Linked DNA regions of Homo sapiens: all the other regions are linked to region 2. The links are chromatin loops, found by intact Hi-C in ENCODE. Cell type or tissue: Calu3. All regions are shown on one strand.

What was found. Peaks named below come from ENCODE experiments on the same cell type or tissue, not always from the same donor. Only the 100,000 strongest peaks of a DNase experiment are listed, where the experiment ranks them.
Region 1: it touches region 2 in a loop (2.6-fold over the local background); 3 of 110 quality-filtered maps call a loop at or near these places.
Region 3: it touches region 2 in a loop (3-fold over the local background); 2 of 110 quality-filtered maps call a loop at or near these places.

What each region holds. Positions count from the first base shown.
Region 1 is chr6:53,806,665-53,814,664 of GRCh38, forward strand. All of the region lies in intron 1 of LRRC1 (leucine rich repeat containing 1), which reads left to right. Among named protein-coding and RNA genes, the nearest start is that of LRRC1, 16 kb to the left of the region's middle. RefSeq lists silencers at 4,541-4,590, 7,787-8,000. In Calu3, no CTCF peak of the experiment used is centred here; a DNase peak (open chromatin) is centred at 4,677.
Region 2 is chr6:53,922,386-53,930,385 of GRCh38, forward strand. It overlaps LRRC1 (leucine rich repeat containing 1), which reads left to right. Exons shown (of 14, transcript NM_018214.5): 14 at 250-1,740. The coding sequence ends at 408. It overlaps LOC101927189 (a long non-coding RNA gene), which reads left to right and starts at 7,597. Exons shown (of 4, transcript NR_125842.1): 1 at 7,597-7,892. RefSeq lists a silencer at 6,706-7,000. In Calu3, no CTCF peak of the experiment used is centred here; a DNase peak (open chromatin) is centred at 4,986.
Region 3 is chr6:53,738,228-53,746,227 of GRCh38, forward strand. The region is part of intron 1 of LOC124901334 (a long non-coding RNA gene); the gene reads left to right. It overlaps LOC124901333 (a long non-coding RNA gene), which reads right to left. Exons shown (of 5, transcript XR_007059619.1): 4 at 5,992-6,137; 5 at 1,255-3,111. Among named protein-coding and RNA genes, the nearest start is that of LRRC1, 53 kb to the right of the region's middle. In Calu3, no CTCF peak of the experiment used is centred here; no DNase peak of the experiment used is centred here.

The sequences.
Region 1 (8,000 bases), 120 kb before region 2:
GGGCACATACTCTGTGAGGTTGCTTCATGAGGTTTAGTAGAACCACAAATCTAGGCTTAATCATTATAATCAAGGATTTGATAATAAGGAAAAGCTGTTCCAAACACTTACCCTCCTGTGGTCAGTTGTTGATTCCCAGAACCAATTAAGGAAAAAAGATCAGCAGATTTTCTTTGGTTAAAACACTCACTCCCTCACCCCCAACAACCTTTGAACACTGAAGTTTTTCTCTTTTGTCAGTTGCATTTTCCCAGCTTTTCAAAATGAGGCAAAATGGTTGAATTTGGCTGGGATCTTTTTTGTGTCCTTATTAAATGAACTCAAGCAATTCAGAGGGTGTTGTTTGAAACTTCCCTTTATGTTGATTTTAGTACCTGAGAGATTGTATTTTGAGAAACAGTTTGGGGACTGACCATTAGAAATATCTATGGGTCAGTATCAGATTGAGGTGGCTTTGCAAGGAGTAAGTTAGGATCAAAGGCTACAGCTCTCTAGTCTCCTCCTGAATAGCTGGCTTCTCTGATGGGATGTTGGTGTCAGGCTTCAGAGACATCTTGGTTCAGGAATGGGGACTAGGGATGGGTCTCTGCCGGATCCTGACAGACCCTCCCTCCTCCTTCCCTCATTCACTCCACATGCTTATTGTTGAGTGCTGGCTGTGCTTCAGGCATCGTTCTATCTAGAAAGGCAAATAAATCTCTGTCTGTATGGAGCTTCCATTCTAGGTAAGGATGGAAAACAGATAAGAAAATATGAATTTCAGGTAGTTACAAAAGCTATAAAGAAAACAAAACAGAGAAGCCAGGCGCAGTGGCTTACGCCTGTAATCCCAGCACTTTGGGAGGCTGAGGCGGGCAAATCACCTGAGGTTGGGAGTTCAAAACCAGCCTGACCAACATGGAGAAACCCCATCTCTACTAAAAATACAAAATTAGCCAGGTGTGGTGGCGCATGCCTGTAATCCCAGCTACTTGGCAGGCTGAGGCAGAAGAATTGCTTGAACCCGGGAGATGGAGGTTGCAGTGAGCCAAGATCACGCCATTACACTCCAGCCTGGGCAACAAGAGTGAAACTCCGTGTCGTCAACAACAACAACAACAACAACAACAACAACAACACCCCCCAAAACAAGGAAGTACTGTAGAGAGTGATGCAAATGGAGATTTCTATTTAAGGCCTCTCTAAGGAAGTGACATTTGCATCGATGGAGTGGGGCAGCCATGTAAATATGGCAGAGCTTCCTGCAAAGCCTTGGGGATGAACTTGGTGAGTTTATGGGCAGAAAGAAGGCTAGTGCAGCTGGAGCCCTTGGCATGGGCAGTAGGAAATCCAGGTGAGGATATTGGCAGGGCCTGGAGGGCCTGGCAAGGAGAGTGGATGGGTTTTCATCAGTTGAAGTGTGGCAGATCATAAGCCTATGAGATACCTGATTTATGTTAGAGAGTTCACTCTGCCTGCTGATTAGAAATTAGATGATAGGAAGAGAAGAAGCAGGGAGACTGGGAGAGGGGGCTTTTATTGAGAGGTTCTAGTGAAGTGCTGCTGGTGACGTTGACTGTGGTGGTAGCAGTAAATGGTGAGATAGCTTGGGGGTAAAGTGGACAATACCTGCAGGATGTAGATTTTTGGTTGTATTGATGGGGAGGGGGTAGCAGAATTATTTATTGATTTAGGGAGGACTGGAAAAGGGAACTGCAGTATAGGAACTGCAAAGTACTTGAGTTGAGTCATGGCAGAAGTTTTTATGAGACCTAGAATTTAGGAGAGGAAACCTGGGTAATTGATAATTATAATAATGATAGTCAGCATTTTATGAGCAATGTGCCTCAGTCTGCTTTAAGCACTTCCTGTGATTAACTCTTTTAATCCTTACAACCATAGCTATATTTCACATAAACTGGTTTATTTTACAGATGAGGATACTGGGACATGGAGAGGGTAAATAACTTGCCAAGCAGCTACTAAGCAGAGTAGCAGAGCTGTGATTTGAAGTGATGCAGTCTAGCTCCAGATCCAGTGTTCCTTATCATGGACCTTCCTGCTTCAAGGTCAGACATGGGGAGACAGTGTTGTCTGCACCAAAAGCCACCTGATGAGCCATAAGTTGCATCTGTTCTGTGAAGGGGAACAGAGAGACATCCATGACCCCTGCACTCAAGCCTGAGTGACAGAGTGAGACCCTGTTTCAAAAACAAATAAATGAAAAGAAAAAGAGCACTGAGCTGCAATATCATTTAAGGAAAGGGGTCACTAAATATTAATGAGCTGATTCAAACATAATCTTTCAAAGATTAGTGACACCCATTCTTTGGTGCTGGATTTCCTACTTTCAGGATGTAACTTAACAGCTGAATCCTTATATACATACTTAAAGTCAAAGCACATCCGTCTGGGAAAACAGTAGGAAGCTCTCTGAACAGCAATGAGCATTTGTTTTCTCATAGCAGCACTCCAACTATAAGTCTGCTCATAATTATTCAGCTATTATATACTATTTTTTCCTGTTCTCAAAGCATATCAAGTGATTATGAGGAAATCATTAGTCTTGACTGTAAAGGTCAGTATTATAAAGAGGCTCTAATGTGCTTTCTGGAACTATACATATTTCAGTACTGTTATAAATGGATGCTAATAAAAGTTAAGGGAAAACAAGCATTTTACAATAGATCCATCTTATAACATATTACACTTATTCTCATACCTTGATTTTTGATAACTTCATTGCAAAATGGCAGGAGGAGGAAGGGGGCAGTGTTATTTATGCCCCACACCGCTGGTAACTATAGTGATTCACTGAAATTGCATGGGGACAGGAGCAAAGCGAATCAGATCTCTGTTCTTCAACCCAGTCACCATCCCTCTTTGGTAACTTACTGTTTAAAAGGAAATTTTGTATAAAGGTGGTTTTGGTAAGGTAAATACAGCAGAAGATATTTACTTGTGTACTTTATTTAGTTTTTAAAAAGTTTATATATTCTAAAATGTTTATTTCAATTTTCAGATACAGGTACAAGGTAAATCTGGTCCAAGAGAAGCATCAGGTAACTTCTGTGGTTTCAATTCACTGGTAGTTTCCCCTTAGTGGAGGGTTCAGCCCTAGAGAGACAGAGGAATGTATCTGGAATACTCTGGACTGCAAATAACAAAAATCTCAACCTAAAATGCCTTTAATGAAACAGGTATTTAGTTATCTCACACATCAGGAAGCCTGAAGGTAGGGGCAGTGCTGGGCGCTTGTATGACTTCCCCGTGACTTGGTCCTGTGGTGGTACCCTTAGCAGAGAAGAAAGGGATAGATAGAGTCACAGGCCAGCCCTGGCCACCAGCAAGGCTGACAGTGACAGTGTCTGGCTTTTTTATTTTATTTTAAATTTTGACTCTGTAGCGGGAAGCAGGTAGGCAAAGAATAGTTGGAAAAAGAGGTTGGGAATGAGTGTGGGGTGGGCACTGTGCAGTGTCTGCTGCAAGAAGGAAGGCAGGAAGGAAGGCAGGCAGACAGTGAGAGCCTGCCTGATTCTTGCAGACACCCTTCTTTCCCGTCAGGGAGTAGTAGATAAATGTTATGTCTCTCGTTTAACCCTATGTCTTCTGCCAAAAGCATAAGGACCATCTGCTCAGGAAAAATCTCTAGCAGGAATGATTCTGTTTCAAAGTATTCTTAAAAAAGCTTTTACGACTGGGCATGGTGGCTCACACCTGTAATCCCAGCACTTTGGGAGGCCGAGGCAGGCGGATCATGAGGTCAGGAGATAGAGACCATCTTGGCTAACATGGTGAAACCGTGTCTCTACTAAAAATACAAAAAATTAGCCGGGCGTGGTCGTGGGCACCTGTAGTCCCAGCTACTTGGGAGGCTGAGGCAGGAGAATGGCTTAAACCCAGGAGGTGGGGCTTGCAGTGAGCCGAGATCCGGCCACTGCACTCCAGCCTGGGCGACAGAGCGAGACTCCGTCTCAAAAAAAAAAAAGCTTTTACACGTAGACATTTTCCCTAGATTTTATTCTCACTTCTTGTGTGAGAAATTTTGAGAGAACAAAAACATACATAAATAGGGTATAATAAAAATTAAAGTGATCAATACACTTAGTTTCTAACTTGTTAATTTTCTGTCACTCAGTGATAGGACTAGCTCTCCCAGCCTCTGTGCCTTTCTTGGTGCTGTCCATTCTGCTCAGAATGCTATTCTCCAATGTCAGTGCCGCCTTCTCTGTGAAACCCTCCCAGGTCTCCAATCTGTCAACGTCTCTGCTCCCCCAGCCTTTGAGGTTTACTTTTCTAATGAGATTCATCAGGACAGGACTTAGCTGTGTATCTGTTTGTTTTCTATCAACTTATCATCAGGGACTTACTTATGTGTTTCTACCCCAGGCATTGGGAAATTCAGTGCGTTAATCACAGAAATGCTCAAAAAGCGTATTTTTTTCATTAAAAAATATATTTTGTATGGAGTAGTTTAGATACGTAACTCCTCAGATATGTCCACATTCTCATTGTGTCTAACCACTCTGTTTTAGTGCCTTGGCATAGTGAGTTATTCTGAGGGCCCAGTGATGACAGGAGCACAGCTTTAGTTTCTGTTTGAGACAGGCGTCTGTCTCAGGAGGAACTCTGTAGGCTACAGACCACAGCTCTGGCCCCAGCTAGGCATGTTCACATTTGTTTGCTATCCACCTGAGAGGCAGGTGACGATGGTGGCTGAGTCAGCATGTCCTGCTGGCAGAGGGTCAACAGTAGCACAGAAAGATAATATGTCATTAGTCATGTTGAGAGAAGGACGTTTCCTCTCCCACTTGTCTATTAGTTGGGGTGTTAATGAGGAGTAAAATGGCCAAAAGGCAGGGAGCTTTCTCTCAAAAGAGAAGGCCTGAGCTGCTCACACACAGGATAGGAAGGGTTGACTAAAACCTCAGTTGTAACTTTTAAAATACTAATAGCAGCTCTTTATTAGCTGCATACAGTATTCCAGATGTACAGCTAGGCAGTTAAACAGATTTTGTCCTGCCCTCACATCAGCCTTATGTGTGAGGATTTTTTTTAAGTCACACTTTACAGATGGGAAAACTAAGGCTGAGCACTTTGCCTGGGGACACTCAGCTAGGAGAAGCCTGGGCTGGGGTTAAGTCCAGGTCTGCTAGACTACAAAGGCGCAGGCTTTTACATGCGAGGTACTAATCTGACAGGCCCTGTCGATTGGGTGGCACCTTTGAAATCGTCATGCAGTGAATGCATATTGATGGCCTGCTGTGTGCCTTAGGCACTGGGGATGCAAAAGTGAGTGCACAGTGCCTGCCTTGACACCTGAGCAGATCAGGTCGTGGTGAGCCTGTGTTGTGAAGCTAATAGCAAAGTCTTCCTGGAGGTAGAGGGCATTGCATGCACAGGCAGGGGCACCCCAGAGCCAAGTGTTGTTGGAAGCATGGGGTTTAAGAAGAAGGTGTCAAGAGATAAGGCCCCATCATGGGCAGCCTTGAATGCCAGGTTAAGGAGTTTGGCTTCTATTTTGTAGGGAGAGGAGTGTCTTGTTAGACACTGATTTAGAGCGCTCAGCCTAATGGCAGCTTTTGGATGGATTTGAAGGGAACAAGACTGGAGGAGATAGGGTTAATATTTAGAAAGCAAACCAGGGCAGAATTTAGTGACTGACTGGATTTGAAGCCGAGAGTTTGGTGGTTGGGGGAGTGAAGGATAACAGTTGAATTATTGGTTTGAGTGACTGGGTACCACCTTCAGAATTTGAAGAAAGAGGCCGGGCGCGGTGGCTCACGCCTGTAATCCCAGCACTTTGGGAGGCCGAGGCGGGCGGATCACGAGGTCAGGAGATCGAGACCATCCTGGCTAACACGGTGAAACCCCGTCTCTACTAAAAATACAAAAAATCAGCCGGGCGTGGTGGCGGGCGCCTGTAGTCCCAGCTACTCGGGAGGCTGAGGCAGGAGAATGGCGTGAACCCGGGAGGCGGAGCTTGCAGTGAGCCGAGATCGCGCCACTGCACTCCAGCCTGGGCAAGAGTGCAAGACTCCGTCTCAAAAAAAAAAAAAAAAAAAAAAAAATTTGAAGAAAGAGGGGAAGGATGCTTGTGGATAAATAAAAGATCAAACCTGTTGGCTTTAGTTTTCTCAGTTCAGGATGAGATAGGGCAGTCTGCTAGGTGAGGGAGGTGGAGGTGGAGCATGGGGTGCCTTGGGGGTAGTGAGAGAAAGGAATGGGAGGGGGAGCTAATGGGCATTGCTGAGGTTGGCATGAAGTTTTGGTGGTGCCAGGCTTCTGATTTTTTTTTCCTCTAGAGTGCTCAACTATACAGGCTTAGAATAGAGAAAGGTGGATTGTGGGTGCTGGTTCTACCTATGGAATAGGGAGTGGCTGGATGAGAGGGTGGGATGGGGCCACTGAGGATGCCGATGAAAAGGTACTTGGGATGCTGTACAGAGAGAGAGAAGGGAGTTCCAGAAGGAATGGGTGGGCAGAAAGAAAAATGGAACAGCAGCATAGTGGATTGTGGCCATGGGAGAGGTCATGGCCAGATCCAGGATACTGGAGTTGAAGATTCATAAGAGGAAGCAGCTGTGAGTGAGGCCATATTATGGGGTGTGACTCAGGAGTGGACTGTGTGGATTGGAGGGGTGTGGTGGTCATTGCCCTTAAGGAAGCCCAGGAGTTGCTATGCTTGCTTGCTGGGTGGATCAGCTCCATGAGGGACCAAAAAATCAAATACCTGTGGCAGCGCCAAGTGGGCAAATTGTAGGATAGGGTGGGCTAGTTATAGACAAACCTGTGCAAACCAGAGAGTGCATGCCCCCTCTACAGAGGACAGCTGCCCCTGCCCAACTTTACCAGCTGGAAGGTGGGCCTGCTGTTACTGCCTGGCTCAGTGGTTTTTTTTTTTTTCTTTTTTTTTCTGGAAATCAGTTTTTACGTGCAGTTTCCTGATTTTTAAGTGTTCAGTAATTAAAAATGGACAATGATTCAACAATTTGGAAAATGCACTGTGAGCTGTAGGAATCAGGTATACAGGTTGGGTTTGACTCTGCGGGCTGCCTGTTTGCACCCTCTGACCTTTGGACACCTTGACAGGTCCTAGGACTGTGGCAGGGGGTGAAGTGGGGAGGTGATTTTGAATTGGATTCTATAGTCTTGAAACACCTTGCCTTCTTGGTCATCTCATCTGGCTTGGAGGTTTTAAAGATAAGGAACTAAGTAAGTAGCTAAATTAGTTTTTCAGTAGCAGCTAATAGGTAATGATGGTAATCTGAAGCCTGTGGCTCAAAGGAACTGCAGATTGTGTTGGAAATTTTGCTAGCTCCTTCTGAAACCCTTGCATCCTTGCTCCTTTCCTCTATACAGAGTGTCCTTTGGCTCTCATGGTTTGTTTCTTGATTCGTACTTCCTCTTTTGCTTATTTACAGCATTTTCTTCTCTACTCCCTTTTCTCTTCATTGCTCATTTACTTCTCTAACTCCAACTCATCTTTCATAGGATTCAGCTCAATTTACTTGGCTAAAGTAATGTGTAGGTCAAATATTTGTGGTATTGATTTATTTAGTAAAATCTTCTATTTTCTTAGTTTTTAAACTCAGTGAATTAACTGAATTGTTGTTAGATGGTAGTGAAACTTTTTAAAAAAAATTAGCAGATAAAAAGGTGCTTACACATACAAATGCATATTTTGCCCTTAAATTAATCACTCTGTGGGTTTTACTCAAATTTCAAAACACCATTGAACCTCTTTGGGAATTATCCTCATGCCACCTACACATATCTGTCCATTATTGGTGTTTGCAAATCTTTGTTTCTTTGAAGGTATTTACCTTTGATGGTTGAGGCAGACTAAGAACTAAGTCTAAACAATAAGAGAAGTGACTATGAAGTACTGACACAGTGTCTATTGTTCTACTCAGCAGTGAGTCCCCAAGGTTGGTCCAAGCAAGAAGGTGCACAGATGTTTGCATAGTGCAGCCTGGTCGGAGTATGTGCTACCAGCATAGCTTTGAAAACCTTGCTTC
Region 2 (8,000 bases):
AAGTATTCTTTTATTCTGAAAGTAATCCTTCTATAGTAACTAGGTAAGTTACATGGAACACTTTCCCTTTTCCTTAACTACCAGTGGGCAGTTGATGAATGCACATACATCCAAAGAAAGCTTTTCCACCCATTTTAAGAATTTCTAAGAAGGTAACATTTGTATTGGAATGCTAATGCCTTGAAGCTGCATGTTTTGAAAAAAGTAGTGGAATAAAACCAAAACACTCACTCCACTGTTTGTTTTTAGAGAACACTTCTAAGGCGAGCCACTCCACACCCAGGGGAGTTAAAGCACATGAAAAAGACAGTGGAGAATTTACGGAATGACATGAATGCTGCTAAAGGACTGGACTCAAACAAAAACGAGGTCAATCATGCCATTGACCGAGTGACCACTTCTGTGTAGAGTTTCACCTCCAAGTTTTACCTCCTGTGTCTTCCTCTGCTGTCGAGACGTTCCTGTCTGCTTCCCGGGAGCCTCACGTGCTCCTTGTCCTAACCAGCCCCCGCGCGCCATCTTCCCGTGGAGTGTGGGGAAGCTGCTGTCTCCCAGGAAGTGCCTTACTCATCCCGCAACCAGTCAGCGCACCAGTGGTCTCCCGGTGTGATTTTTTTTTTTTTTAATTTCAGTTGTTTGTAATAAGTAGAATACACTACTGTAAACATACGACCTTTGTTTTTGTCTTATGTTGGGGTAAAGGAAAGCAGGAAGGGGAATTTTTATCCTCCTCCCTTCCGTAAAGTGCTGGGATATTTTGAATCCCCCAAGTTCCCTTGGACCTACTGATGAGAGATAGTTTTATGTATGGGGAAAAATGGATACTTTTTAAACCTTTTTTGGCAGCTCAGATGGTGTAAATTTTAAAATTTTGTATAGGTATTTCATAACAAAAATATGTATTTCTTTTTTGTTATTTTATCTTGAAAACGGTACATATTTTAGTATTTGTGCAGAAAAACAAGTCCTAAAGTATTTGTTTTTATTTGTACCATCCACTTGTGCCTTACTGTATCCTGTGTCATGTCCAATCAGTTGTAAACAATGGCATCTTTGAACAGTGTGATGAGAATAGGAATGTGGTGTTTTAAAGCAGTGTTGCATTTTAATCAGTAATCTACCTGGTGGATTTGTTTTTAACCAAAAAGATGAATTATCAATGATTTGTAATTATATCAGTTGATTTTTTTTGAAAAGATGAACCAAAGGATTTGACTGCTAATATTTTATTCCTTACACTTTTTTTCTGAATAAGTCTCTCATAATGAGTGCAGTGTCAGACTGTGCCTACTCTGATGGTATGTGCCATTTGTAAAATAAAATAGAGCAGAAAAACACAAAAAGAGAACACTGGTTCAGACATTCAGTGGGCAAGTAAATTATGGACTGCAAAATAATGATTTTTATTCAAGAAAGCTTTAAAAGTTTTATATCCAGATATACAACCACAATAAAGCAAAATAACCTACTATCAAAATAGAAATGTTGCTATCTTTATAAGTGCAATTTAATTTGTAAATAGAGTTTGAATCAAAGTATCACAAAATACTGCTTCAAGATTTAATTTTAAATCTGCTAATTTAAGGGATATTGGGAAAAGTTTTGGTGTGTTTCTGTTGATTTCTTTTTTGTATGCTGTGATAAAAGAGAAATGAAAAGTGCCAGTCACTGTGTGGTGTCTAGGAAAATCATATATATTTTTTTCTCCAAGAAATAAATTCATCCTGGACATTGGCCATACAGCTTTTTAAAATTATTACTTTGTATGTTCAAGTGATAGCAGGTAGCCAAATTCTTTGACAGTGTGCTCTGGTCTGTTAAATATCTAAATTACCCGTCAGTTGTGAGTGACCTCCTGTGGGACTTGCATTCACATGGGGCAGAGCCCAGAATTGCCTTTGACTCTGGCTAGTAATTTTGGGTTGTGGCTATCTGGCCAATTGGACTCCTTATAAACCCGTCTTCAACCAACCAAATACAATACTTTTTTTTACTTCTATACATTTACTTATTGGGTTCACTTAGCTTTTTAGTCTGTGTGTATGTAAATATGTGTGTATTTTAAAAACTATTTATGGAGCTGAAAGTACATAACACATAAGTGAGTTTCGGCTGGTCAGTTTTATACCTTGTTCCCTAATCTGTGCATACCAATTTTCTTTTCTCTGTTTTAAGATTTTTGACATCCTCTATTTTGTTTTAAGCTTATAAAGATAATGCCACTATCTCATGGGCTGATTATATATAAGCAAATTGGTTTTATTTAATGAGAATTGTCTTGACGTGGAAGAACAAGTAGAACTTGCATGGCGTGTTTTGTTTGTTTTTATATAAAGCCCATCCTTTACTACTCAGTTCATCATGGCTTTTCTGGACTGGAGGTGGACAGAATGGTGTGTGTGTGCTTAAATTTTCCTAGGAAATGTCATGCACCTAGTTTATTTCCTTTGGCCTATCTCCTTTAGTTCATGTTCACTTAGTTTGCTTTTTGTTTTCAGTTTGGGGGATTTTGTTTGTTTCCCCGCTTCCTTTGAGAGGGAAATGTCGCTTTCATCTGAATGTTTTACGCTGGTGACACTGCAGTGCTCTTGAACTTCAGGGTGCTGGAACCAAACTCAAGCTTCACAGTGGAAACAGCACCAGCCAGACAGTTCTGCCTTGAGAACATGCCAAGCCGTTTCTAGGAAGGCCCCTCTCATAGTTATAAGAAAAACTTGATTATGTGAAACGATACCTTTCTCTGTCAGTGCCCCCCCCCCCCCCACCACGACCCCCGTCCCCATCCAGCCCTTCCTTTAGGAAAGGGAGGAGTACAGTATATGGCTGGCTGTTTGTCTTGTGGGAGTGACAGGTGAAAGCAGGAAAGGAGGTTAGTATGACCTGTTCACCCACTTTTTTTTTTCCCATAGCCAGTTATTTCTTCTTTTTAGCAAGAAAATAATGTCTCAGTGGGTAAAATAGCCAGAGAAAAAATGAGAGGAAGTGAAATAATCAAAGTCATTGATAATGAATAGAGGGATTGGTAAGAAATCATAAAATGTCTGCCTAGATATTGTTTTTTTTCTGGAAAGTTTGGAGGAATTGTCCTGACTGACCCAATCTTTCTGTCTAAAAACATACTAGCTGGCTGTCAATGAGGTGAGCAGGCAAGGTGGGATCACTCGCACCAGCCTCTCATAGCAGCACTTCTGCCATCTCCTGTGAAATCTACCACACCCAACAAGACATGCTTAGTGAATGGGGTGGAGGCTGGGAAAATTCTGTGTCTGAGAGTTACTCTGAACAGCCAGTCCTTCCCTGGTAAAATGACTGACGCTTGGTCGGCCACAGTGGCTCATAGCTGTAATGCCAGCACTTTGGGAGGCTGAGGTGGGAGATCACAAGGTCAGGAGTTCGAGACCAACCTGGCCAACATGGTGGAAACCTGTTTCTATTAAAAATACATAAAATTAGCCAGGTGTGGTGGCGGGCACCTGTAATCCCAGCTACGCAGGAGGCTGAGGCAGGAGAATTGCTTGAACCTGGGAGGCGGAAGTTGCCGTGAGCCGAGATCGTGCCACTGCACTCCGGCCTGGGCGACAGAGCAAGACTGTCTTAGAGAAAAAAAGAAAGAAAATGAGTGATGCTCTGCCCTGGGCATGCTGCTGGTGTGTGGCAAGGCTGCAGCAGCACTCTCAAACAAGGGACTGCATTGCAGCTGCTTATTAATAGAAGGCAATTAGGGACATTGCCACTCAGTGACATCCATGGAGAGTTGCAATCTCACTTCACCATTGTTGTTGTCTTACCTCATCCAATTTTCCAAAGAGCCAATTAAAAAAAAAAAAGAGATAACTTTATTATGGAAAATTCAAAACATACAAAAGTAGAATCATCATTGACCCTCCTATAGCTATCACTCACCTTCAATAATTAGCAACACAAGACTAAGGCATTTAAAAATGCATGTTTTTAAAACATGTATTATGTTTTAAAATATGTCTATAAGAAAGTGCACAATGAAGCATTTTTTTTTAAAGCTCTGGAAAAGCAAGCAAATGTGCTTTTTAAAACTGCTTTGGAGTTACAATTTTTGAGTCAATATGCCAGTGGAATCATGCATATGGATATAGGTCTGAATCCCAGCCTGCCACGTAGGTATGGACAAACTAACCTCTCTGGGCCTCAGGTCCTTCATCTTTAAAATGGGGCAGTAATAGTCCTTTCAGGCTTAGAGTGAGGATTAAGTGGGATACATAAAACACGCTCTCAGGAAGTGGGTGGCTGCTATTATTACAGGTCTTGCTGTTTTTGTTGTTATAGTAGTGTTATTAGCACCCCTGCAATTCCTGCCACCAAGCCAACAGTGTGTCATCAGATGGGTATGTTCTCAGGAATGAGGACACACACTAGTTCTGATGGAGAAAACTTTATTTGAAAACTGTTTCACCTGTGGTTTTATATATAGACTCCTGCATTATGTAATGGGTGGTGATTTTAATTTGTCCTGTGTGCTTACTTAATGGTAGGTCTAGCAATGGTCTCATGGTAACCACCTCATTTTAACCAGACTTACTAACTAGCCATCCTTAAGGTAAAACTAGATCCTACCAAGAAACCATGAGACAGCTAGTTGAGAAAAGGGTCTCCTTTTCCAGAAAATGTCCCCCTCTTTGTCATATTCTTGGTTTTCTAGGTTCAGGTCTCTGGTGCTCATTTTGCCTTGTCTCTATTTCACCCTGGATTTTCATAACATCTCCTTTTTTACCTCTTGCTTTGTTCTGTCTCCTTTCTCTCAAAGGAGGCTTTCATGTATCAGAAGGAACGAGTCAATTTAAGACATGGATCATCCAGGGAGAAAAACCTGCTGGAACAAATAAATTAGTGCAGCCTGACGTGGGGCATGTAGAGAACACTCCCATCTTGTTGGAGTGGTTTCTTTTTTAAAAAGCAGACAGCTGGCGGGAAAGGGAAACCAGAAAAACCTGATCTGTTCCTTGTGTTCAGTGGGCTGTGTGGAAGATTGGAGATGAGGTTTTGTGTCTGGCAGTAGGCCAGAAGGATAGTGTAACTTTAGACTCTGAGAGTGGGCAATCATTGTGACAAGCATGGATTTTAGCCAAGGGCTCTTGAGTTCTGACTGGACAAGAACCTGACTGGGTCAATCCTCCAAGTTTCTTTTTTTTTTTTTTTTCTTTTGAGACAGAGTCTTGCTCTGTCGCCCAGGCTGGAGTGCAGTGGTGCAATCTCAGCTCACTGCAACCTCCCCCTCCCAGGTTCAAACGATTCTCCTACCTCAGCCTCCCAAGTAGCTGGAATTACAGTTGCATGCCACCATGCCTGGCTATTTTTTGTATTTTTAGTAGAGACAGGGTTTCACCATGTTGCCCAGGCTGGTCTTGAACCCCTGGTCTCAAGTGATCAACCTGCCTCAGCCTCCTAAAGTGCTGGGATTACAGGTGTGAGCCACTGTGCCTGGCCCCAAGTTTCTTTTGCAGCATCAACATTTAACTTCTAAACAAAAAACGAGCTGCCCTTTTTTACAGTAAGATAGTACTATGAACTACAGCAGCCATTCACTGAGTACTTACTATGCGCCCTACACTGACCTAGCTGAACACAGCCTCAGCTTTCCAGAACACCACCATGAGGTAGGTGACGCGATTTCCTTTGTGCAAAGCAGATAATTAAGACTCAAATAGTTTTAGGAATGTGCCCACGATCAAACAGTAAGGGACAAAGTCAGAATTCAAATTCACATCTCCGTTGACATTTCAATCACCCCTTTATTTTACTTTGCTCCCCTTCCCCAGCCAAAGCACTGTAACCTGTAATTACATTTAGAGTTGTATTTGTCATAATGGTGATGGTTCTGTTTTTGTCAAAATTACATAGGCTATAAGTTATAGACTAAGACTGGCATGGAACTGAGTGAAATTTAATGAAATTGATGCAGAATTGGGCCTTCATTTAAGCCTAGTGATTGCAAACACTGTGATTCTGCATTCTCTAACCCAGGGGTCCCCAACCTGTACCCCAGGGCCAGGTACCAGTTCTTGGCCTGTTCGGAAATGGGCCACACAGCAGGAGGTGAGCAGTGGGCAAGCAAGCATTACCGCCTGAGCTCCTCCTCCTGGCAGATCAGCGGCAGCATTAGATTTTCATAGGAGTGCAAACCCTATTGTGAACTGCACATGCGAGGGATCTAGGTTGCACGCTTATTATGAGAATCTAATGCCTGATGATCTGTCACTGTCTCCCATCACCCCCAGATGAGGCCATCAAGTTGCAGGAAAACAAGCTCAGGGTTCCCACTGATTCTACATTATGATGACTTGTATAATTGTTTTATTACATATTATAATGTAATAACAATAGAAATAAAGTGCATGATAAGTGTAATGCACTTAAATCATCCTGAAGCCACCCTCCCTCACTGGTCCATGGAAAAATCATTTTCCATGAAACTGGTCCCTGGTGCCAAAAAGATTTGGAACAGCTGCTCTAACCCTCCCACCACCTTCACTCACTTCTTGTATGTTGTCCTGGGCTAAGGGCTGTGGAAATGTTCATGGGGTCTTTGTTCTACCATCTCAAACTATGTGCAAATCCTAAGAAACTTGTGAGATAAAGTATTTGGCTAGTGGGAAAAAAAAAATTGATAACGTTTTTAACATTAACTGGAGTGACAGTTTGGTAATTGGCTCTCTGAGAAAGCTTCAGCATATTCTGAAAATTGGCAGGTAGCTCCAGAGTGAGCTAATTAGTTAGGAATGACTTTTAATACTCACTACCTTTAATAGCCTACCCTTGGAGAAAAGACAGATAATGAACACTGGGAAATCTATGGTGCTGCAACTTGACCTTTGTGCCATTTGGGGGAAATGAGGAAGATGAGTCATAATTTATTATTTAAAGTCCTCCTTTTATAATGTGTTGTTGTGAAAGATTTGACAAATAATGATTGCTCCTTTAGGGACTAATTTAATCAAAGAAGCAGAAAACAGGAAGAATAGAAAACTTGTGTGACTAAGCAATGTTTAATTTTATTTGAAACTGGCTCCACCACCCTGGTGATAGGAACAGAAGGTCCTATGGAGTCTTCCCATAGCAAGAAACCAGGCTTGTAACAGGGTGTAATAGAGTGACACCCCACACCTGATGCCCTGTAAATGCAGAGTCTGCAAATGCCTCTCTTTTGATGCTTTCTCAAGGTAAGTCATAAATGAAGTCTTACTGCTTTAAAAAAGTAGCTTGCCAACAGTTGCCCAGGCTCCCCATGGGACTGCGCTTCACTGAGCACCTGAAGAAAGTATTCACTGGAAATGGGCTCTCCTGGGAGACTGTCTGGATCCCGAGTGTCTGGCGTTCATGTTCCCACACCTGGCTGCTGCTTCTTGCCCTTCCTTGGCTGCAGGTGTGAGTGCTTGTTTGTTTAAACCTCGCTCAGCACTGCTTGGAAAAACAAAACAACATGGTTACTTGTCTGGGCATTGAATGTTCTTCCTGAATTTTGGTCCTGCCCATTGGCCCAGAGGCGGAATGGGTGGGGCAAGTTTCGGTGTGAGTTTGGGAAGTTTCGAGAAGACGCTATGGGCTGGGTCTGTTAGGTTGGGGTTGCTCTTGGTTTTAATCCTTTTGGAATGTCTTGAGGGTCAGGAGCGTTGCCATTGATGGCTATGGGAGTTGTCAGGCTGTGGCTCTCTTTCTCACAGAGAATGCCAGAGGCACTCGGGAAGGCATTTGCCAGGGCTCTGACAGATGTAAAGTAAGCCTTATCCATGTTGTGTTCTCACCTGGACACCTGGAAGGTGCTCAGTATAGAAAAGTCACGAGCTAGATGAGATACCAGCTTGATGTCGACTCCCTCCCCAACAATGGCTGCCTGTCTTCGTCTTGATGCCTGCCAGCAGGTAAAGGGGGTGTGCCCCTGGGACCTGGGTAGCAGCAGTCCTTGGGAAACCCAGGGTTTGTCACCTGTGGTCACTTGACCCTTGGTAAATTACCTAACCTTTTCATTC
Region 3 (8,000 bases), 180 kb before region 2:
TAGGTGAATCCTAACTACTCTCCACGAAGCTCTTCTTTCACTTGAACTCATAACATTTCTTCCCTCCTTTTTCAGTAACCATATATGCTAGGTATTATTTCATGTGCTTTACATCTATCCCTGATGCAAGCCTCAAGTTTACCTAGAAGAGGATACTAGGGAGAAAGAATGGAAAATACAGAGGCCTCAAGTCTGGAGTGTACTAAGCATGTACCAAACCATAGGGAGGTCAGCAGCATTTAGGAGATATTTTTTAGCTCCCACTGGGCAAAAATGAGCTATGTGGGTGCTCAAGGCCAGCAATCTATTTCTCCAAGCTGTCTTTGATGGCTCTACACTCAGGCTTGCCTAGTGGAGTGGCTGTCTTAGTCCATTTGGGCTGCTGTAACAACATACTGAAAACTGGGTGGCTTATAAATAACAGAAATTTATTTCTTATAGTTCTAGAGAATGGGAAGACAATGCTCAACCAGTTTGGTGTCTGGTGAGGGCTCACTTTCAGGTTCATGAATGGCACCTTCTCACTGTGTCCTCACATGGTGGAAGGGGAAAGGCAGATGTCAGGGGTCTCTTTTATAAGGGCATTAATCCCATTCAAGAGGCAGAGCCTTCAGTCACTTTCCAAAGACCCTACATCCTAATGCAATTACCTTGGGGGTTAGGATTTCAACATATAAATTTTGGGAGGACACAGACATTGAGACAACAGCAGTGGTTCTTTGGAATCCTATCACTCTAGTTTTTCAATATCATATGTAACAAAAACTGGGCACAGCTATCATCTAGTAACAAAGCCTTGAAATATATAAAACAATATTTTCAGAACTAAAATGAGAAATAGACAAATCCATAATCATAAGGGGAGATTTTGGCACTCCTCTTTTAGTAAAGAATATAAATAGAATGAATAGACCAAAAAATAGTAAAAACATAAGGGTTTGAAGAACATGATTAACAAACTTGATCTAATTGATACACGCATGTTGAAAACTGATACCCAACAAGAGCAGACTAGAATTTTTTTTCAAGTACATGTTCTATAGAATTTTATTTAAAAATTTGACCATATGCTTGACCATAAAGGAAGCCTTAACAAAGATTAAGAAACTGAAATAATATGGAATATGCTTTCTGACCACATATAATTAAACGAGCAATAAATAACAAAAATGCCATACTAAAACCTCCCAGTTTTAGAAGTTAATAATGTACTACTAAATGATTCAATAGGTCAAACCAAAATCACAATAGGAATGAGAAGACATTTTATATTTAATATATTAAAAATGTAACATATCAAAATGGGTGGGCTGAATCCGAGTCTATGATTCAAGGGAAATTTATAGGCTTAAATAAAGCATTAGGGAAATAGAATCATGTAAGTATCCATTTCAAGAAGTTTGAAAAAGAAAAGCAAATTTTAACTCAAAAAAAGTAAATTAGGTAAATTATAAACAACAAACTAGAAACCAATGGAAAAAATACAAATACATGTATAATGAGGTTTAACAAATCCAAAGGTTGTATCTTTTTTTTTAAGAGCCTTAAATTGACAAACATCTGGCCAGTTTGATCAAGAAGAGAGAGTGAGAATGTGCAAATAAATAATTTCAAGAATGAAAACTCATTTAAAAAAATCCTAAGAGGTCTATGTGACTTTTATGTCAGTAATTTTGAAAATTTAGATAAAATAGACAAATTCATAGAGAATCTCAATGTGCCAAAATCAGAGTGTTGGAAATAGAAGGATTTGAATAGTTTTATATCTATTAAAGAAATTGAGTCCATAACTAAAAATTTTCCCATCCTAGATGCTTCCCTAGTGAAGTTTACCAAATATTTAAAGAAGTAATCATATCAAATTTATAAAAACTTTTCCAGAAAGTTAAAAAAGAACAAGTACTTCCCAAATAATTTTGTAAGACCAACATATCCTTGATTCTCAAACCTGACAAGAACATACAAGAAAAAAATAACAAGTCACTGTCTCTTGTGAACATATAAGCAAAAACTCTAAAATAAATAAATAAAAGAATCAAATCCAGTGTTACACAAAAAGAATAATGCATCATGACCAAAGTGGGTTTATTTCAGATATGTAAGATTGTTTTTAGATTAAAAAATCAATATAATTTACTGCAGTAACAGAATTTAAAAATCATATGACCATCTTGATAGATGCAGTAAAAATTTTTTATAAAACTCAAGATTCATTTATTAAAAAAACTCTTGCCTTCACAAAGATCTCTAAATAAACCCCATTAAAAACATCATAGTTAATATTAAGAGCTTTTCCTCTAAAATCAGGAATGAGGCAAGGATGGTTGCTTTTTTTCCACATTATTTTGTAGGTTCTAGCTAGTGCATCAAAGTTAGAAAAAGAAATAAAGAAACCCTATTAGAGGACTGGAAATTAAGAAATGAATCTGTCATTATTCATATATAATTATACACATAGAAAAATCCAAAAGAACTACAGAAAAACTATTACAATTAAAAGAGGAATTAACCAAGGCCACTGAATACATAGTCAATAAACAAAGTCCTGTACTTAGTTTCTATATGTAATTAAGTTTCTATATGCTAGTAACAAGCAATTAGAAAATAAAAATTTTAACAAAATATCATTTATCAACAGCATAGAAAAGTCACATGTCAAAGAATCAATCTAAAAAATTTGTAAGACCTCTACACAGAAAACTACAAAACATTATTGGGAGAAATTAAAGATGATCTCACTAAATGGAGGGATGTATCATATTGTTACTTCTGTCACATTCTGATAGTTAGAGAAAGTCACAAAGTTAACCCAGATTCAGTGCGGGAGGGGACTATGCAAGGACATGAATTCCATGAGGTGTGGTTCACTGAGAGCCATCTTTGGAGATTAGCTGCAGAGTTCATGTTCTGGCCTTTTATGTTTTACATTCTTCACCGGTGAAATACACTTACACTTATCTCCCTTTGGACTCCCAAAGCCTCATCCCATTATGGCACCAGCTCAAAGTCCAGTATCTTATCATCTAAATCATGTTGGCAAATCCAGATAGGGCTCTTCAGATGTGTTCCCTCTGGTACTGCTCCTTGGGTGTGGGTCCTTGGGTGCAGATACTGAATTGTACAGATTGTGAATTAAAAATTCTAGCTCTCTCAAACCTCATCACCAACACACATATACACTCCCATATATACATAACATACATTCATAAGATAGGGCTAGGATAAACAAATAGACACTTGCATTTAAAAGGGGGGCATGAATAGGAGGCACAAAGCAAGCACCCATCCACAGCAATTCCAACATCCTCTGAGCACATGTGACCAGCCCTGCTACTTGGGAGTGATTCTCCGTGGCTCTTGGCTCCGCCTTCCATGACATCCTGCCTTTTTCATTAGAAACGACCCACGCTTGCAACTGAGAAACTTTCGTAACCTGCTTAAGAAAGCAGTGGCTCTTGCCTCCGCCCTCCGTGACATCCTGCCTTTTTCATTAGGAACGACCCATGCTTGCAACTGAGAAAGTTTCTTAACCTGCTTATTCCCCATAGAAGTTTGAGGACCCAGAAACTTCTTTCATTTTGAACTGTCTCAATCTTTTTCAGCTCAAGCTGATACAGTTCTTTTGGAAATGTTGTGGTTTTCTGAGATATCCAATGATAAATCAGCTCTCTTAGATAAAAGCCCCTCTGTACTTTGCTGCTTCACTTATCTATTACTCTGCAACAAACTCCCCAAACTAAGTGGCCTAAAATAACAATATATTTTTTATGATTCTGTGAGCTTTCTGGAAAATATTGAAAAATTAGACTACATTAAAACTATAGGCCAAGCACGGTGGCTCATGTCTGTAATCCCAACACTTTGGGAGGCTGAGGTGGGTGGATCACATGATGTCAGGAGTTTTGAGACCAGCCTGGCCAACATGGTGAAACCCCGCCTCCACTAAAAATGCAAAAATTGGCCAGGTATGGTGGCGTACCCCTGTAATCCCAGCTACTTGGGAGGCTGAAGTGAGAGAATTTCTTGAACCTGGGAGGCAGAGGCTGTAGTGAGCTGAGATCGTGCCACTGTACTCCAGCCTGGACTACAGAGCAAGATCCCATCTCAAAAATAAAATAAAAATAAAATAAGTTATAAAGAACTCCTAAAGAATCAGATAATTTAATAGAAAAAAGGGGAAAAGATATGAACAGGCACTTCAGAAAACAGAATATCTAAATGGTCAATAAATATATATTATATGAAATAATTCTCAATTAGTCATCAGAGAAAATTCAAATTGAAACAAAAATGTGATACCACTGCATACTCAAAAAGATAGCTTAGGTTAAAAAGCCAATTACAAGCAAAGTTGCTGGGGGGAGTATAAATTGATACAGTCACCACTTCGGGAAACTGTCAGTATCTACTAAATTTGAATATAATATACCTTATGACCCAGCAATTCCACTTTCAGGTATATGTCCAACAGAAATGCATACACACATATGCACCAGAAGACTTGGGTATAAATGTTCAAAACAGCAGTATTTGCAATGCCTCAAAATGAAAATAACCCTAATATCCATCCACAATCTTAAAAAACACACCAACACGTGGTGTAGCCATAAATCAGATACTACACGGCAATGAAAATGCATGAACTGCTGTATACGACACAAGTAAATCTCACACATATAACATTATGCAAAAGAAACCAGACACAGAAAGCGCATGATATGATTTCATTTATATAAAGTACTATAAAAAAAGGTAAAACTTTTTTTATAAGGGAGTGATAATGTTCTGTTTTGACCAGGGTGAAAGTTGTACCAGTAGTTCTTTTGGTAGTAATTACTGAACTGTGCACCTTGAATGAAAGTCCACTTTACAAAGGGGTACATGTTTTGAAATTTTAATTTAGCAGAGCATACAAAGGGGAATAATCAGTTGTTCCTGGGAGAGTCCTGATAGCTGAGTTATGAATGAGGAGGAGAAGTGTATCATGCAACCAGGGAGGGGCAAGAAGGAATCCCAGGAAGAGGAAGCATCTTGAACCAAGGAATGAAAGTGCAAAACAGTTTGACATAAACTGGGACTCTCCAAGCAATTCATATAGGCTAGGAGGAAGGAGGGTGAGATAGGTGGAAGAGGGAGGAAAGCCCCACGCCAAGTATTTTCAATTTTATTATGCTTTCGGAAGATATTGATAGGTTTTAAGCATGGAAGCATAAGTTCTGGTTGGCATTTTTTTTTTTTTTTTTTTTTTTTTTTGGAGACGGAGTCTGGCTCTGTCTCCCAGGCTGGAGTGCTGGAGTGCAGTGGCGCGATCTCGGCTCACTGCAAGCTCCGCCTCCCGGGTTCACGCCATTCTCCTGCCTCAGCCTCCCAAGTAGGTGGGACTACAGGCGCCTGCCACCACGCCCAGCTAATTTTTTGTATATATATATATTTTTATTTTAGTAGAGACGGGGTTTCACTGTGTTAGCCAGGATGGTCTCGATCTCCTGACCTCGTGACCCGCCCGCCTCGGCCTCCCAGAGTGCAGGGATTACAGGCGTGAGCCACCGCGCCCGGCCTCTGGTTGGCATTTAAAAAAATATCTCAAGTGGCCAGGTGTGGTGGCTCACGCCTGTAATCCCAGCACTTTAGGAGGCCGAGGTGGGCGGATCACGAGGTCAGGAAATCGAGACCATCCTGGTTAACACGGTGAAACCCCGTCTTACTAAAAATACAAAAAATTAGCCAGGCATGGTGGCATTTGCCTGTAGTCCCAGCTACTCGGGAGGCTGAGGCAGGAGAATCGCTTGAACCCGGGAGGCAGAGGTTGCAGTGAGCTGAGATGGCACCATTGCACTCCAGACTGGCAACAGAGGCAGACTCCATCTCAAAAACAACAACAACAACAACACACACACACACACACACACACACACACACACACACACACACAAACTCTCAGGCTGAGGCAGTGTGAATTACAAGGGGGTGCCTGGACCTACACCCTCCCACCTTTTTTTCAGAGTTCTTCCTTCATCCAACTCCAAAGCTTAAGAGAATGAGAGGTCAGATCATGGAAAATAATGAAGCTCATGGAGGCACTCAGCCTCTTCATGTCCTTGATCTCATTAGAACCAGAAAATCATCGATGATCAAAACTGGAAAACAGGTACAAAATTCTTAGTGAAAATTGCTCCACTGAAACGTCATAATGGTGATGGAGGGATTGTCCCAAAACCAAAATACCGGAAAAGACATGTACTCTAAAGTATCTGTCCATGTACTCAATTGCTACAACTGGTTTTTCCTGTCCTTCATCAAGTCAAAGCTAGCTGTTCCTAGGCTTTTCTTCTTAAAAACCAGTTTTACCTGTTATGATACTTTGCCTGCTATAGCTAGATTTTTAAAGACATATTTTCCCCATACTTGCAAACTGGAAAACCTGCCTTGTTAAAGTCAGGTAACTGGGAATGTAATTAGCATATAAATAGATGTTCAACGTCACTATTTATCAGATAATTGCTAGTTAAATAAAATATTTCATAGCTATCATATTGAGAAAAGATTTAAAGGTCTGATAATGCAACTGTTGGAAAAGGAAACTTATACACTGCAGAAGAGATTGAAAATTGGTTTGACCATTCTGGAGTGGAATTTGTTTATATGTTTTAGAGCTAAAGATGCACTTATTCATCAAGCCAGAAATTCAACTTGCAAGTAGAAACCATGCAGAAAGTCTCAAACTATCTGTAATAAAAAGGCAAGTTTTCTAAAAATATTTCCATGCTGCTGAGGATCAATATGTTTGTAAAATACAATGAAAATGAATAAATAAAATTTTGGCTGGGGACAGTGGCTCATGCCTGTAGTCCCAGCATGTTGGAAGGCTGAGGTGGATGGATCACTTGAGCCCAGGAGTTCGAGACCAGTCTGGGCAAGATGGCAAAGCCCCATCTCTATAACAAGTGAAAAAATTAGCCAGGTATGGTGGTGTGCGCCTGTAGTCCTAGCTCCTCAGGAGCTGAGGTGAGAGGATCGATCACCTGAGCCTGGGAGTTTTGAGGCTACAGTGAGCTGTGATTGCGCCACTGCACTCTGGCCTAGGAGACAGAGTGAGACCCTATCTCAAAAAAATAAAATTTTAAAACAGACATACAAAATACAGAACTCAATATTCTGTATTATTGGATTCAATAGACATAAAAGTACTCAGTTGGATTGCTATTAAAGTTTCTAAATTAATATTGTCAATTTCTGTACTTAATTAGTTATGAACTGGTAGCGATCTTCAGGTCATGGTTTGAGAAGCTCACAGGAACAAGCAGATAGATATAAGGAAAAATGTTCATTGCAGCACTGTTTAAATATTAAAAAAATTAAATTCACAATCAAAAGAAAAAATAAATGTTATGGTCATACAATAAAATATAACACAATAATTAAAATGAATAAACTAGACCTACACATATTCACATGGATAAATCTTGAAACCAGAACATTCAGTGAAAAAAAACTGCTGAGGGTCTTTATTGTATGATTCCATTTATATACATTTCAAAAATACTTAACACAATATTACATAAATGTCTTAAGAATATGAATAAATGTATTACAATTAAGAAATAGAAGTAACTAACTTTAGAATAGTCATTTTCCTCTGGGAAGTGTGAGAAGAAATATAAGATTAGGAAACTTTGATTGTACCTGTGATGTCTTACTTCTATCAAAAAATTGAAGGCCAGGTGCGGTGGCTCATGCCTGCAATCCCAGCACTTTGGGAGGCCAAGGTAGGTGGATCACGAGGTCAGGAGTTCGAGACCAGCCTGACCAACATGGTGAAACCCTGTCTCTACTAAAAACACAAAAAATAGCTGGACTTGGTGGTGCGCGCCTGTAATCTCACCTACTCAGGAGGCTGAGGCAGGAGAATCGCTTGAACCCGGGAGGCGGAGGTTGCAGTGAGCCGAGATTATGCCACTGCACTCCAGCCTGGGTGACAGAGCAAGACTCTGTCTCAAGAA